Regions from separate parts of the Homo sapiens genome. Here all the other regions are linked to region 1. A link is an interaction called in ENCODE POLR2A ChIA-PET data of the cell type or tissue named here. Cell type or tissue: OCI-LY7. All regions are shown on one strand. Each heading gives the region's core, and the rest is flanking DNA. Links, peaks and the distances in the headings are about the cores only.

Region 1 (6,205 bases), core at 544-5,543:
CGAGGTGGGCAGTTCAACTGAGGTCAGGAGTTCGAGATCAGCCTGGACAACATGGTGAAACCCTGTCTCTACTAAAAATACAAAAATTAGCCAGGTGTGGTGGTGGGTGCCTATAATCCCAGCTACTTGGGAGGCTGAGGCAGGAGAATCACTTGAACCCGGGAGGCAGAAGTTGCAGTGAGTCGAGATTGTGCCACTGCACTCTAGCCTGGACAACATAGTTAGACTCCTGTCCCTACAAAAAAAAATTTTTTTAATTAGCCTGGCATAATTAAATAATAAGTAGTCCCAGCTACTACATAATAAGTAGTCCCAGCTACAAGGGAGGCTGAGGCAGGAGGATGGCTTGAGCCTGGGAAGTTGAGGCTGCAGTAAGCTATGATCATGCCACTGCACTCCAGCCTGGGTGACAGAGTGAGATCCTGCCTCAAAAGGAAGGAAGGAAGGAAGGAAGGAAGGAAGGAAGGAAGGAAGGAAGGAAGGAAGAAAGGAAGGAAGATGAAATGACTCTTGGTATTCAGAACGTCTAAAGGACAAACAGTAAAGTTTCCATAAGGCTGGCCAAGGGTCAGTGCTTCTGCCTTGCTGATTCAGGAAAATCAAAAATGAAAAAAGAAATGAGTAAATCAACATACTCTGAACACCCACGGACCAGGTGATCCTAGCTGTATCTCAGTTTAATTCACTCCCTGAATGGTAGAGTGATTTTGTGGATGAAGATACTGAAGTTCAGAGAGATGCAATGATTGTCCACGGCTGTAAGGGCAGAGCCCACATGGTCCAACTACCAGTCCAAGGCTTCTCCCACAGTTATCACTCCATGAAATGTCTTCATGTCTCACTTAAGTGCTGCAGTGTGTGAACTCACAGGGGTGTAGGGGCTCCATTTGCTCTGCTAACTCCAGTTCCTGCCTCTTGATATCTCAACATCTATAAGCTAAGGCAACCTAAGAAGAAATTAAAGAAGCATAGATGAGCCATTTTCTCACTGTAATGTTGCAAAACCGTCCCCCAGAACATGTCTGGATTTTTTGGATTTGTTTTTGTAGCAGCAGTTTTGGAGAAAAACATATGAATGAAGCCCAATTGACCAGTGATATAGTTTAGTTGTTTGTCCCTTGCACATCTCATGTTAAAATGCCATTCCCGATGTTGGAGGTGGGGCCTGGTGGGAAGTGTTTGGGTCATGGGGGCAGATCCCTTATGAATGGCTTGGTGCCCTCCTCACAGTAGTAATGAGTGAGTTCTCATTCTGTTAGTTCACACAAGAGTTGGTTGTTTAACGGAGCCTCACACCTCCTCTCTCTCTCTCTCTCTCTCTCTCTCTCTCTCTCTCTCTCTCTCATCATGTGATATGCTGGCTCCCCCTTTGCCTTCTGCCTTCATCATAAGCTTCCTGAGGTGTCACCAGAAGCAGAGCAGATAGTGGGGCCATGCTTCTCGTACAGCCTGCAGAACCATGAGCCAAATAAATCTTTTTCTTTCTTTCTTTCTTTTTTTTTTTTCTCTGAGAAGGGGTCTTGCTCTGTGGCCCAGGCTGGAGTGTAGTGGCATGATTTCGGCTCACTGCAACCTCCGCCTCCCAGGTTCAAGCGATTCTCCTGTCTCAGACTCCTGAATAGCTGGGATTACAGGTGTGTGCCACCACACCTGGCTAAGTTTGTATTTTTAGTAGGGACAGGGTTTCACCATGTTGGCCAGGCTGATCTCCAACTCCCGACCTCGAGTGATCCACCCACCTCAGCCTCCCAAAGTGTTAGGATTGTAAACGTGAGCCACAGCTCCAAGCCTAACCACTTTCTTTGTAAATTACCCAGCCTCAGGTATTCCTTTACAGCAATGCAAAATGGACTAAGACAACTAGCTGAACTCCAAGAAGGACGGGGCTGGCTGAATAAAAGTGGGGTGTCAGAGGAGGGAGAGCCAGGTCCTAGAAGGAGCAGGATAAAAAGAAGAGCTTTGCAGCTTAGGGCAAGGAGGAGGGAATTGAGCTCGTCTCCCGGCTGAGCAGGGTGCTGAAGGAAGAGACAAAAGCATTATCCAAATGACCTCAGGTTGCATGAGAGGAGGGGACCTCTTGGAGGTGGAATTACAGGCAGGACCCAGACGCTTCATGACCCAGAGGAGTTAATGTGAGTCAGCAGGAGCGGGGTCACACGCAGGCAAAGCCAGGAGGCTGGCGTTGGAGACTGATAGGGTTTGAGTCTGTGTTCTCGCCCAAATTTCACGTCGAATTGTAATCCCCAGCATTGGAGGAGGAACCTAGTGGGAGGTGATTGGATCACGGGGGCGAAGATCCCCCTTGCTGTGCTGTTCTCGTGATAGTGAGTGAGTTCTCGCGAGATCTAGTTGTTTAAAAAGTGTGCAGCAGGCTGGGCACAGTGGCTCATGCCTGTAATCCAAGCACTTTGGGAGGGCAAAGCGGGCAGATCACTTGAGGTCAGGAGTTCAGGACCAACCTGGCCAAAATGGTGAAACCCCATCTCTACTAAAAAAAAAAATACTAAAAATTAGCCAGGTGTGGTGTCAGGCACCTGTGATCCCAGCTGCTCGGGAGGCTGAGGCAGGAGAATCAGCTGAACCCAGGAGGCGGAGGTTGCAGTGAGCCAAGAATGCACCACTGCACTCCAGCTTGGGCAACAGAGCAAGACTCTGTCTCAAAAAAAAAAAAAAAGTGTGCAGCACCTCCCGCTTCCTTCTCTCTTCCTCCTGCTCCAGCCACGTAAGACATACCTGCTTCCCTTTTGCCTTCCACCATGATTGTAAGTTTCCCGAGGCCTCCCCAGCCATGCTTCCTGTACGGCCCACAGAACTGTGAGTCAATTCAACCTTTTTTCTTTATAAATTACCCAGTCTCAGGTAGTTCTTTATAGCAATGCGAGAACGGACTAATACAAAGACAAAAGCTTTCTAGCAATGCAGTTGACTCTCTTGGCATTGGGTTCCTGAACATAGAATAGGGCAGGCGGCTTCCTGCAGATTCTGGGCAGTGAGATCAGTTAGGAGCTTCTGCAAGGGAGGCTCTGGGGAAGGCCACCTTCCCTGAGACATGCCAGACAACAGTTTAACTATTGCCACATCAACCTATACTCAGCTATAGCTGCAGGCTGAGAAGGCTGGCCAAGAGGGGAAAGAACACTACTTATTATGTTTTTTCCAATTGCATATTTTGCCTCAAAGTCACTCATTGAAAAGGATTGGCTGGACAGGGTGGCTCATGCCTGTAATCTCAACACTTTGGAAGGCTTGAGGCCAGGAGTTCAAGAGCAGCCTGGGCAACATAGTGAGACCCCATCTCTATAAAAAAAAAAGTGTTTAAAATTAGCTTAGGCTGGGCATGGTGGCTCATGTCTATAATCCCAGAAGTTTGGGAGGCTGAGGCGGGAGGATCACTTGAGGTCTGGAGTTCAAGACCAGCCTGGGCAACATGATGAAACCTCATCTCTACGAAAAATACAAGAAAACTAATCAGGTATGGTGACATGCACCTGTAGTCCCAGCTACTCAGGAAGCTGAGGTTGGAGGATTGCTGGAGCTCAAGAGTTCAAGGCTGCAGTGAGCCAACATCACATCACTGCACTCCAGCCTGGGCAAGAGAGTAAGACCCTATCTCCAGATTTTTTTTTTTTTTTTTGAGACAAGTTCTCTCTCTGTCACCCAGGCTGGAGTGCAGTGGTGCAATCTCAGCTCACTGCAACCTCTGCCTCCCAGGTTCAAGCAATTCTCCTGCCTCAGCCTCCCAAGTAGCTGGGACTACAGGTATGTGCTACCACACCCAGCAAATTTTTGTATTTTTACTAGAGATAGGGTTTCACAATGTTGGCCAGGCTGGTCTCAAACTCCTGACCTTAGGTGATCTGCCCACTTCAGTCTCCCAAAGTGCTGGGATTACAGGTGTGAACCACCTCACCTGGCCAAAATTTTTTTAAATTAACCATACATCGTGGTGCATGCCTGTAGTCCCAGCTACTGGGGAGGCTGAGGCGGGTGGATCACTTCAGACCAGGGGTTCAAGACCAGCCTAAGTAACATAGTGAGATCCCACCTCTACAAATTAATTTTTTTGAAATTAGGCAGGTTTGGTGGTGCATGCCTGCAGTCCTAGCTACTGGGGAGGCTGAGGCTGGAGGATCACTTGAGCCCAGGAGTTCAAGATTGCAGTGAGCACCACTGCACTCCAGCCTGGGCAACAGAGTGAGACTGTCTCAAAAAAAAAAAAAATAATAATACAAAGGGGACCAACATTTTAAAAGCTAGATTTGAGTGGAGGGTGTATATTTGTTTCCAAGATTGGTAGTTTTTTGAGGCTTGCCAGTACATATCTGGAGCCAGTGCCCTCGCAGTCTCCCTTTCCTTTTCCCACCCTTCACCCTTGGGTTGCATTTTCTCATCTTGCTTTAATCAGCCTTATCCACAGTAAGGGAAATCAACTAGTCCTAAGGAGGCTTCTCTGCTGTTCCTCAACTTGGCAGCTAGTTAATTCTCAAAAGAAGGATTGCATTTGAAAGCAAGTACTGCCTTTATTTTACTGTGGTGCAGTTCTCTGATCCTCCTGCTGCTGCTTTGAATAATCAGTATTTAAAAAAGAAAAAGGACGGGGCACGGTGACTCACGCTTGTAATCCCAGCACTTTGGGCGGCTGAGACTGGTGGATCACCTAGGTCAGGAGTTTGAGACCCGCCTGACGAACATGGTGAAACCCTGTCTCTACTAAAAATACAAAAATTAGCTGTGTGTGGTGGTGTGCACCTGTAGTCCCAGCTACTTGGGAGGCCAAGGCAGGAGAATTGCTTGAACCTGGGAAGCAGAGGTTGCAGTGAGCCAAGATTGCACCACTGCACTCCAGCCTGAGTGACAGAGTGAGACTCAGTCTCAAAAAAGAAAAAAAAGAAAGAAAGAAAAGGAAGAAGTAAATGGTTAACCTCTTCATTCTCTTCGTTGGCCTTCAGCATGGTGGCTCCAGTGAGCTGTCAGGAATAGCATTCCGTAACAAATGAGATTATACCTCTTTTCATTATCCATCCTTTTCATTCAAGTACAGTAGCAGTACTGGGACTTTCAAGGATCACATCAACTAAATCCTGAGTTAGAGACATTTAAATTCAAAAATCCACACTCAGCTGTACCTTTTCTCTCCTAGCTACTTCAGTGAATTTGGGGTTTGGCTATAACTGCTTGAAATTTTATTTTAAAGTAAATGGAAGCTTGTTTTGACATTGCACAGTTATTTCAACATGCATCCCCAAGAGTATGGCTGCAAATGGAGTATAAATGTGACAGGATCCCAACTCGAGATTTTCGTTTTAGCCCAGCTCATTCAAAGCAATAATCTACATTGTGCCATGCCAAGTGGTGAGTGACTACGCTAGGAGGATTAAAGGATTATTTTTTTTAATCCACTGGAACTCAAGCCATGGCCTCTCTATCAGTAACATTAATAACTAAAATGGACTGAATTCACATACCTCTTTTCTCCAAGATTCTCAAAATGTTTTTGCCAAATGTAACGTACCCAATCACAGATTAATTTTTAGAGCTGGGAAGAGAGCTTAGAGATCAACCAGACAAACTCAATAATTTAAAGATGAAATCCGGGGCCCAGGGATGTTCAATGACTTAGTCCAGGTCTTGTGGCCACTTACTGGCAAAGCCAACCTGGAACCCAGGCATCCAGATTTTTAGCCTGGGGTGCTTTCCCCCACAACTCTGGTCTGTGGATTTGCATCCAGCATTACATCACCTGGGAGCTTATTAAAAAAAGCAGAATCTCGGCCGGGTATGGTGGCTCATGCCTGTAATCCCAGCACTTTGGGAGGCCAAGGCAGGCGGTTCACCTGACGTCAGGAGTTCAAGACCAGCCTGGCCAACATGGCGAAACACTGTCTCTACTAAAAATACAAAAATTAGCCTGACGTGCTGGCAGGTGCCTGTAGTCCCAGCTACTCAGGAGGCTGAGGCAGGATAATCACTTGAAACTGGGAGGCGGAAGTTGCAGTGAGCCAAGATCGCACCACTGCACTCCAGCCTGGGTGACTGAGTGACACTCCATCTCACAAAAGAAAAGAAAAAGAAAAACAAAAGCGGAATCTCAGGCTCCACCCCAGACCTGCTAAATCAGAATCTGCATTTGAACAGAGCCCTCTGTGTTTGTGTGCCCATTAAAGAATGAAAAGCCTCCAGGAGGCTATGACAGGAGGATCACCTG
Region 2 (5,000 bases), core at 1-5,000, 370 kb after region 1:
CGGATCCAGTTCAAGTCTCGTTTCTGAAGATCTGCTAATTAGTTTTGGATGGAAATCTAGGCCAAAAATCACACAGGTATTTATCCAGCTTGACTCTAGAGCCTACAGGTTTCTGGAAATCAGAGCATTTGAGACACGAATGTAATTTGGGATTTTACTGTCATAATGAAAAGACATGAACTTTGCTATGTGCTCTTTCATACATACTTTTGTTATAATATTTAGATGTCTGCTGGTACCTTGAACTAGTATTAAGAATGTCAGTTAAACCGTTTCTACCTCATACTTCAAAATTTCAAGTTTACCATGTTAATTGGGATTTCATTTGCTTTCGAAAAATTTTGTAGTCATGTGAAGGTTACAAGCTAAGGTATCAAATAAAATTCTTTATATTTTTTTCCTTTTTATGAATTTAAGTTGCATACTACTTTTTCCCCTTGCCTAAAGTATAGAAATAAGAAAAACTGTAAGGAAAGATGGAGGGAATAAAAGATTGGCTTATGATCTCTCTTTGGAATATTGATTGACTTGAATAAGAGTGAGATGCTAGTTTTAACATCAGGTAATTGAAGAACCCCAATCTAGGCTTGTCTGTGTTCAGGAATTACTCACGTATTGTATTGGAAGTATTGGTTTGTAACTGGGATTGGTAAACCTGACACTAATATAATAATGAGTTATATGAAAGGTGTTTTGCTTTTGTTTTATCTTGAGCATTTGGAAACAGGTTTATTCGTGTTTTTCATTTTGTGTCTTTTGACTCTATACTTTGTTGCTGTGAGCCCTGAATGTTGGGAATAGTGAGCATAAACATCACTTAACTTCAGTGAGATACATCTTTGGAATGTTATGACCAGTAATAATTTTATCCTAAATGACATTTGTAATTTTAAATAAAAATTTAGTAAAAATTGACTATGAAAAGGACATAGCATATGTATTAGGATTCTCTGGAGAGCAAGTACCAGTAGAATATATATGTGGGTAGATAAGAGGGGATTCATTCGGGGAATTTGTTCACATGATTATGGGGGCTGAGAGGTCCCATAACAAGCCATCTGCAAGATGGAGACCCTGGGATTCACAGTATGGCTCAGACCAAGTCTGAAGGCCTGAGACTGGGGTAGTCCTCAAGTCCAAAGCCTAGAGAGCCTAGAGTTTAGATGATCAAGGGCAGGAAATTATATCCCAGCTCTAGGAGAGAGAGAGAGACCATTTCGCCTTTCCTCTGTTTTTGTTTTATCTGGACACCCGGCTGATTGCATGGTGCCTGCCCACATGGAGGGCAGATCCTTCCCTACTTAGTTCACTGAGACTCACATGCCAATCTCCTCTGGAAACACCCTCACAAACACACCCAAAGGTAATGCTGTACCAGTTCTCTAGGTATTCTTTAATCCAGTCAAGTTGATACCCTAAATTAACCAACACAGCACATTAACTACCACCTCATAAAATAAAACCTGCAGAGAGAAAATAAGCTGAATGGGAAAAGGAACTGCAATGAAAAGAATGGGCCATAATTCAGCTTGGGTGATCCTGATACCTACAGGAGTTGTTCCATAAAACAGTGACCTTTTATATTTCCCAAAGTAAGAAAATTTTATATGTGTATTTGTGCATGCAGAACTTTATTAAGGGCCATTTAAATCCCATATATTGATAGAGGAGTTAAGAAAGATAAAGTGACAGGAGTGATTCTCAACTCTGGCTCCCATAAATTTCTACAATGTCAGTGATTGAAGAATGAGGGAGCACATCTTTCCTTTAATAAGGCCTAGCCAGTACACTTTTGGTAGTTGATGAGGGTAGGACAGAACTCCCTTTCTTTATTTGAAACTGTGTATTTTTGTGCTGATTAAATTTTACATTTTTCCCTCTTGTGATGATATAAAGTTATCTGCATGTGGCCAGATCTCAGCTAAAGAACATGAAATAAGCCTCTGTACATTCTGCATTCTAATCTCTGTTCACAGCAATCTTGTATCCACACAAGTCTGTACATGACAGGTAATGAGTGGGAAGTGGGAGGAGATGGGTGTCTGTGTGGTTTGCACTGGTGGTGGTGGGGAACTGAGCAGATGGTTGTGATAGCCACATGCTGCGTGATTCCCGTGGGAGTTGATGGTGGTGACAGGCGACTCACAATGTGCTATTTACAGTTTGGGTTTGCAGTCTTTCGGTGACATCTGAATGCTCTTTAGCAACTGCTTTCATTACTGCCTTTCGAGGAGCTGTTAATTGAAAATGAAATTGTGGGTGGGCTTTAAGACAGGCAGACGCAGGCAATTCTGTGTGGTAAATGTTGCTTGAGAACTGTTGGATGTCTTCATGCCCAATTTGTAATTCATTTTCTAAGACTGTAAAAGCCAAAGGTGCATTTGGAGATTCAGTTATGTATATACATAGGCAGAGTTGAATGTCACACCTTGCCCAAAGGGTCAAACATACAGTTATTGGTATGGGTGCTGTGGTTCACGCCTGTAATCTCAGCACTTTGGGAGGCTAAGGTGGGAGGATTGCTTTGAGCACAGGAATTCAAGACCAGCCTGGGCAATATGATGAGACCTTGTCTCTAGAGAAATAAAAAAATTAGCTGGGCATGGTGACGCATGCCTGTTGTCCCAGTTTCTTGGGATGCTGAAGTGGGAGGATTGCAAGGGCCCAGGAAGTTAAGGCTGCAGTGAGCCATGTTCACGCAACTGCACCCCAGCCTGGGCAACAGAGCGAGGTCCTGTCTCCAAAAAAGAAAACCACACAAAACACCTATTTGTCTGGAAACCAACCTAGGGGAATGCTTGGCAATCCCAGCTGCCTGCTCATGTCTTACCTTTGTGTAGTTCTCTTTAAATGTATACAACTGTGTGAGGTTCTTATGTAAAATCTGCTGACATCTTGTAGTGTTCTCTGTGAGTTTATCGTAGGACTTCATCCTCCTTTCTTCCTTTAGCTCTTCATAAAGTTACTATGCAGGAGTAAATGGTTATTTGTTCTCTTGAACTTTGGGATACATTTTTCCTTCCGTATCCAAGGAGGATTCTTTCCAGGACTCCCCATGGATACTAAAAGCTGTGGATGTTCAAGTTCCTTAAATAAAATGTTATAGTATTTTTATGTAACCAACACACATCCTCTCACAAACTTTAAATCATCTCTAAATTATTTATAATACCTAGTACAGTGTAAAAGCTATGCAATTTGTTATTATATTGCATTGTTTAGGCAATAATTACAAGACAAAGAGCCTGTGCATGTTCAGTATATAAGCAACCATTGTAGGCCACATTTTTGGTCTGCCATTGGTTGGATCCATGGATACAGAGGGCCAACTGTATCATATTCAAGTTCTTACATATAACTTTGTTTCTTGTAAACATTTTCATATGATACAACTCTGTTAAAGGCAGTTGGAGCCCAGAGGCAAACAAGAGAAGAAGGAAGAGAGAGGGTGGATTTTATTGGACTTTGACAGTGGTTGATGATCTTGATTCTCTTATGGCTGCCCCCAGCTGCAGGATTGTGATTTGTTTCTTATCTTCAGAGTTGTTTGCTAAAGCATTAGTAGCATTACTGAAATGGTAGCTTTTGTAAATGTTTATATGTTGAATTGTTTTATTGCCCATAGCTTTGCACAGAAATCTTGTGCTGAACAAGGAATGACCTCCCTCTTGGAAGTGCTGTTAACTCTCTTTTTAATTAAATATGAATATAGATACAATATAACTGCATTTTTTTAGTTTTCCCTTGAACATTTCAGTGAATACTATCTGGGACAAAACCGTGCTGAATTATACGCTTTCACTACTATCACTCTTTGCTCTTAGAGAGCCCCCGAGGCTTGGGGTGAGGAGACACACCCCTTGCTGTACTTAACCCTCAGTCCCATTAGACCTGCTTTGCCACAGGAACCCAGCTGTTTTAATGCATTTGAGTTGCTGTTGGGTCCTAATGATGTTTAAAAGAACCTGTCTTGGTATTCTAAATGAACTCTGGAGCATTGCCTATTGATGCAAGTGTTGATGATTTTATATCAGGCAGATATAACTTTGTTATTTACTCTGGGGCTTTTTACACCTAGGGGTGTGCATCCTCACACCAGTGCTCACAAAGACACACACAGGAGCAGAAACCAAAATAGCTCACAAATGTGGGCAAGTCCTGTGGGGGACCACCTTATGTCTCTCAGGAGGCCTGATGAGCTGTGCCATGTGGCCTTCTGGAACATTATACCTGCATTCATTGATCACAGCTCTGCAGAAGCTGCCACTTCTCCTATGTGCCTGCCTGCAGTGACGCTGATGTAGCAGGTCATTCTGTAATCACTGTTTGCACCTGCATTTGCTCAGGAAGTGTTTGCTCATACATCTTGAAATCATGTATTACAAACCTGGACAGGTCCTAATTGCTGGTGATGGTTCTGAGAGGTTGAGATTGGCTATAATTAGATGGAGAAGCAATTAGCTACATATTCTGAGTAGGGAACATACAGAATAATGTTTCTCAAAGGGTGGTCTTTGAACCCCTATGTCAGAGCAACTGTGGATCTTTTGTTAAAATGCAGATTCCCAGGTAATCACCTTGGCATAGTCCATTGGGTGGGGGTCAGGGTGTGGCAACAAGGAACTGGAGTTCCTTCAGTGACTCCAGTACAGGTGCTGCAGGAGCCATATTTTTAAATAAACTGTACTTATTTTTTATTTTCAATTAAAAATTGCAATATTGTTAGCAAAACTTGGGAAGAATCATAAAATTGTAACAACATATCTTGCGGAAATTAATTTTATCAATAATTGGATCATATTTTTGTTCTGTACATTTACTAATTGAGTTATCTTCCAAAATGTATTGGCAAGAAAGAAATGTTTCTGCCAGATGATGTAGACATTATATAACAAAAAATGATGTTTTCAAAATAGCTACTTTTTCTAGGTGTTTACTAGAATGGACCTGATAGAATAATTGTATTCTAGTATTCTCTCCTTAGGCCCACTGGCTCACTC
Region 3 (5,000 bases), core at 1-5,000, 89 kb after region 1:
CAGACTTTAGTATGATCTGTGGGTTTATGGAAGGGCTTTTTTTTTTCTTTCTTTCTTCATTTAGGCCTTTTTTACTTTAACCTCCAGTGGGGACACAACTAACTTAAATCTTAAAAACAAATAAACAAACAAAAACCCTAAATACAAGCCTTCTTTCGCTATTGTTTGGCAAATAAGATTTCACAAGAGGGTAGAAAGAACTGCCTTGATTCTTGGTGTTTTAGACTTTCCTATAGTCTAGTTTTTTGTTTTTGTTTGTTTTTTCTTTTGGTCCTGTGATTCCTTTTGTTGTTACCTGTTTCCTTGGCTAATGCTTTGTTTAAAAACAAGTGCTCTGGTATTCCAAAACAAATTTCCAGCAGGCTTCCCGATTGTGTTCTCAGATAAAAGACCCCAGGGTAGTGCTTTAACTTGAATTTTGGTTGCCTATGCATGCCTGAGAGCAAAATTCAGTTTACTAGGTGGCTTCCAACCCAGATTAATATGGTTATATCTAAAACGAGGGAATATACATTTGAAACAGGAAATGTGGATTGGATTTACCCTTTCAAAGAGCCCTAATGTGAATGTAATGAGTAGAGTTTTGTCTGGGGTTAGATACTGTGGGCTCCAGTTTGTTTTTGAGTTTTTAGCTGAATGAATGACTTTAGTCCTGTCATTAAACCTCTGGAAATTTAAACTTTCAACAATGTAATAATGATAATGAAAATAGGGAAAGGCTCCTAGACTGTGCTGTGGAAAAACACATGTTCAGATTTTACTGAAGACCCAGAATCCCATGTGGCCACAGATAATTTGATTTCACAGTTTCTATTTCTAGATATACAGGATGGGGTTGCCAGCAGAAGTTACATAGTGATAATAACATATCAGCTTCCTTTTTAGGGAAGATATTGTAATTGTGAGAAAAATATTCAGAAAAGCCTTGGCCAAATATTGTTTGTAGTTGGTAAGAGAATACTCAGTTATTAAAGCTTCTGCGAACCTTTTCCAAATAATTACACTTTTTCCCTAAAGGAATCCTCCCACCTCAGCCTCCTAAGTAGTTGGGACCACAGGTGCTCATTACCACACCTGGATGGGTGGATGGATGGAGATATATATATATTTGTAGAGACGGAGTCTCCTTATGTTGCCTAGGCTGTGTTACATTTTTTGTCACACATGTTGGGTATGGAGAATTTGGAGTAGGTAGTTTCAGATTTGCACATCACAAGTTCTTGCCTTGTGCAGTGGTTTCTAAACCGAGTTGCATATCTATACTCCATGGTAACTTGGTAAACATACTGATTCCTGGACCCTGTGTCTGATCTACTAAACATTAATCCCTGCTCTGTGGCTCTGGAACATTAGTGTTTTGTTTTCTTTTTGGGGTTTGTGACAGGGGGACAAGGTCTCGTTCTGTCACCCAGGCTGGAATGTAGTGGGACAGTCATGACTCACTGCAGTCTCAAACTCCTGGGCTCAAGCAGTTCTCCTGCCTTAGCCTCCCAAAAAGCTGGGACTACCACCACCACGCCCAGCAATTTTTTTTTTTTTTTTTTTTTTTTTGCAGGGGTAGAGACAGGGTTTCACCATGTTGCCCAGGCTGGTCTTGAACTCCTGGGCTCAAGGAATCTAGCTGCCTGGGCCTCTCACAGTGCTGGGATTATGGGTGTGAGACACTGTGCCTGGCCTGGAACATTAGGGTTTTTTGTTTGTTTGTTTGTTTGTTTTTAACATCAAGTTCCAGTATAGAAGTTTCAGAAACACTATTTCTTAAAATATTTTTGAGTGTTTTCCTGGGGCAGTGGTAATGGTGATGGTTTACAATAATTTATTTCTATGCTATGTAACTTTTCTGAAAAGAAAACATTCCTGTGTATTTGGTTTTAAAACCTTATTTACTGTAAAATAGAACACATCCTGGAAAAAGTGTAGTGTACAGCTCAATGAATGATCCAATGAATGATCACAAAGTGAATACCCAGGTAACCAGTACTCAGGTAAAGAAATAGAACATTGCCCCCTCCCCACAAAAAATGATTTTTATTAGATTCCTCAAATTTTCTTTTCTATTCCTCCTCAAATCCCAAGAAATTAGAGATATAAGTAAAGGTTGATGAAACAATATAATAAGGTGTAAGTGAAAAAAGCATTGTCTTTTGGTAGGTGGTGTTTCTTAATTACTCTTTTCAGTAAGTTTTTGGTGATGTTAAGTTTGTGTTGTTTATCTATGTTTTGATTCAGCCTTAAGCCAGTTCTTGACAGTGACTGTCTATTAATGCTCACAGCTGATATTAAGATTACGTTCTAAGATCTATCTTTTCTGCAATCTGTTTCACTGAAAATATTCTCATGATAGTTTTGAAAATGCGTAAGGACAGATTATCTTCTGACTCTAATAAACAAGTGAGTCTTGTCATTACTGTCCAGGTAACTTAGGAAACCTGTCTCAGTAGCCAGGTATCTTTATCTGGTACATGATAAAATGTGGTTTCTTAGTTTTTTTTAAAAAAAGTTCCTTCCTCCTCTCTATCCACCCAGAATAATCTCTCCTCCATTCCAACCCAATCAGAACATTTAAAGCCCTGATGGTTTTTCTTTTTTCCACTGAAGAATCATTCAATTCTTAGTGAGAGAAGGTCTAGCTGTATTAAATAGCAAGCTTGCCCATTTTCTTTGGAAAGGGATGCTCATGGTAAAAGGACCTCAAGCAAACCCTGCACTTAAGCTGTGTGCAAGTGGAGGGAGAGAGCTGTCTGCAGCCACCTGCCAGCAGCTACACATCTGTGCTCTGCTAGCAAGCATGTGGGCTCTGTGGATGTGAGAGCTGCTCCCTTTCCCCTCTCTGCCTCATGCTCCCCCATCTTAGTGATCGCCACTATCAACTAAACAGGTGACAAGACTCCAATCACCCTGCTCTGAATGGCTCTCCATCTTCCCAAAAGTATACCAGAGGCCTGTTTTGTTTCAGTACATTGATTAAATAAATATTCCTGTGTGCACAAAGGAACTGAAATCTGTTATGGCACTCTGCAGTTATCTGTCCATTAATAGTGGAGAAACTACTGCCAGTTTTCTCCCCTCGGTGCCCCCGCCCCCCACCCCCTTTCTTGTCACTACCACGCAGATTCTCAAAGGTGCCAGTAACAGATAAATTATCTGACCTCTGCTTTCAGGCTTGTGTGAAGCGGGAGGAGTGGTGTCATGCTCTTTGGTGAGGCATGCCGTTGGGGCAGTGCCCAAGTGTATGGATAATAGGAGAGCCCGAATGATTTAGATTAGAAGATGCTTTCTTGCTTTGGGGTTGTGGGACCTTTGTCTCTCCCCTTCAATTCTTAGCAGAAGCGGACTCAGAAAGGTCTTTCAAATTAGCTTGCCTCTCTTTTATAGGAAAAGGGTGCTTCTGGCCCTGAAGTAGTTCTGTGTGTCTACTGTCAGATGTGGAAGCCACAAAGTGCCTGTGAAACTTGGTCCCTTGCGTTTATTTACAAGTTTCTTTCAAATGGCAGTGGCAGGAAGGATCTTTACCATTTGGGCAGATAGCCCTAGTGGTTGATGGGAGGGCTTGGTGGAAGGGCAGGCTTTGTGAAAGATCCAAGTGTGGAATGGTAGGAATTCTAGCCATGGTGGTGCTGACTGGTTTCCTTTCTTTTTTGGCGGGGCAGGGGCTGGGGTGGAGTGTTGGTTAAAAGAACACCTAGATAAAAAACATGACGGATTTCGAAAGTGTTATTTGGGCTGCGCACGGTGGCTCATACCTGTAATCCCAATACTTTGGGAGGCTGAGGCTGGAGGATCCCTTGAGTCCAGGGGTTTGAGACCAGCCTGGGAAAAACAGTGAGACCCTGTTCTATAAAAAATTTAAAAATTAGCTGGATGTGGTGGCTTACAATGGTAGTCCTGTCTACTCGGGAGGCTGAGGCAGTAGGATCACCTGAGCCCAGGAGATTGAAGCTGCAGTAAGCTGGGATTGCCCACTGTACTCCAACCCGGGTGCCAGAGTGGGGCTCTGTCTCAAAGAAGAAAAGAAAAGAAAAAGACAGGGAAGGGAAAGGGAAGGAGAAGAAAGAATGACAATGGAACATAGGAAATTAGGGTTGTAGAGAAGACTCTATGAACATTATTGTGGTGTGAAGGAATGGCATGCAGAGATAAGTGTGATGGAAGGGAGGTGTTGAAATGTTTACAGCTCCTAACATCTACCACCAAGGAGGGGGCACCCCTTTGACAGAAACGAGAGGGTGTTCCTGAGTAGTTGTGACATTAAAAAAAATTGCAGGGAACCTTGTAGCTGCATGGATGGCAGAGACACATAAGTAGGGAAAAATGTTGGAATAGGTAAAGTGAAATCTCTTAGTGTGTGTGTCTTCCAACTGACTGTGGGTAATTAGTTGGAAATGACATTAACCTGAGCTTAATTGTAATTTTGCATAGTAACAACATACCAGCTGTTCACTGTATTCTTTCCTGGAGGTGCGATTTAATTATTATTATTTTTTTTTGCTATCTTTTAAGCTCCAATTTTCTGTTATGTTTTACTTAAACCCCGCCTGGTTGCCGTGTCCACAGTCCCCACAGTTTAGCAGTAATGTCATTTTTGTTGCTTTCATGCCCACTGTGTGCTGAGGGCTTGGGATGCTCTTGATTTTGCTAATGACTTGGATTTATAAAGGGCCACATTGGAAGGTCACTGAGAAGCATGGGTGATTGGAAACCTTGTGTTTTGGGCTCTTCCACAAGGTTTTAGTTTATTATATAAATCATATGCATAATTCTAGGCCTATCAGAGGTGCTCAAAGTATCAAGTGAACAAGCTGAAAGAGAAGTTAATTACTGAACAGTGATTGTTCTGATATAACCAATTATTGGATCATTAAATGTTTATTACCTTTTATATGCTCCTTTCCCCCATAAGGGCAGTTTCTTTTTTAAGTCATTAAAACAGAAATGGGATCTTAAAAAAATTCTGCTTAAAAAATTTCCACGAGACTGAAGTATTAAAAAGGTCTTGTGTG

What was found. ChIA-PET counts read pairs that join two places held together with the same protein. Peaks named below come from ENCODE experiments on the same cell type or tissue, not always from the same donor. Only the 100,000 strongest peaks of a DNase experiment are listed, where the experiment ranks them.
Region 2: POLR2A ChIA-PET joins it to region 1 with 5 read pairs; 2 of 35 experiments call an interaction of 5 or more read pairs at or near these places.
Region 3: POLR2A ChIA-PET joins it to region 1 with 7 read pairs; 2 of 35 experiments call an interaction of 5 or more read pairs at or near these places.

Annotation. Positions count from the first base shown.
Region 1 is chr7:69,532,538-69,538,742 of GRCh38, forward strand. No RefSeq gene overlaps it. Among named protein-coding and RNA genes, the nearest start is that of CT66, 62 kb to the right of the region's middle. In OCI-LY7, for the core only: no CTCF peak of the experiment used is centred there; no DNase peak of the experiment used is centred there.
Region 2 is chr7:69,904,366-69,909,365 of GRCh38, forward strand. The region is part of intron 2 of AUTS2 (activator of transcription and developmental regulator AUTS2); the gene reads left to right. Among named protein-coding and RNA genes, the nearest start is that of AUTS2, 310 kb to the left of the region's middle. In OCI-LY7, for the core only: no CTCF peak of the experiment used is centred there; a DNase peak (open chromatin) is centred at 2,116.
Region 3 is chr7:69,621,856-69,626,855 of GRCh38, forward strand. The region is part of intron 1 of AUTS2 (activator of transcription and developmental regulator AUTS2); the gene reads left to right. Among named protein-coding and RNA genes, the nearest start is that of AUTS2, 26 kb to the left of the region's middle. In OCI-LY7, for the core only: no CTCF peak of the experiment used is centred there; a DNase peak (open chromatin) is centred at 2,766.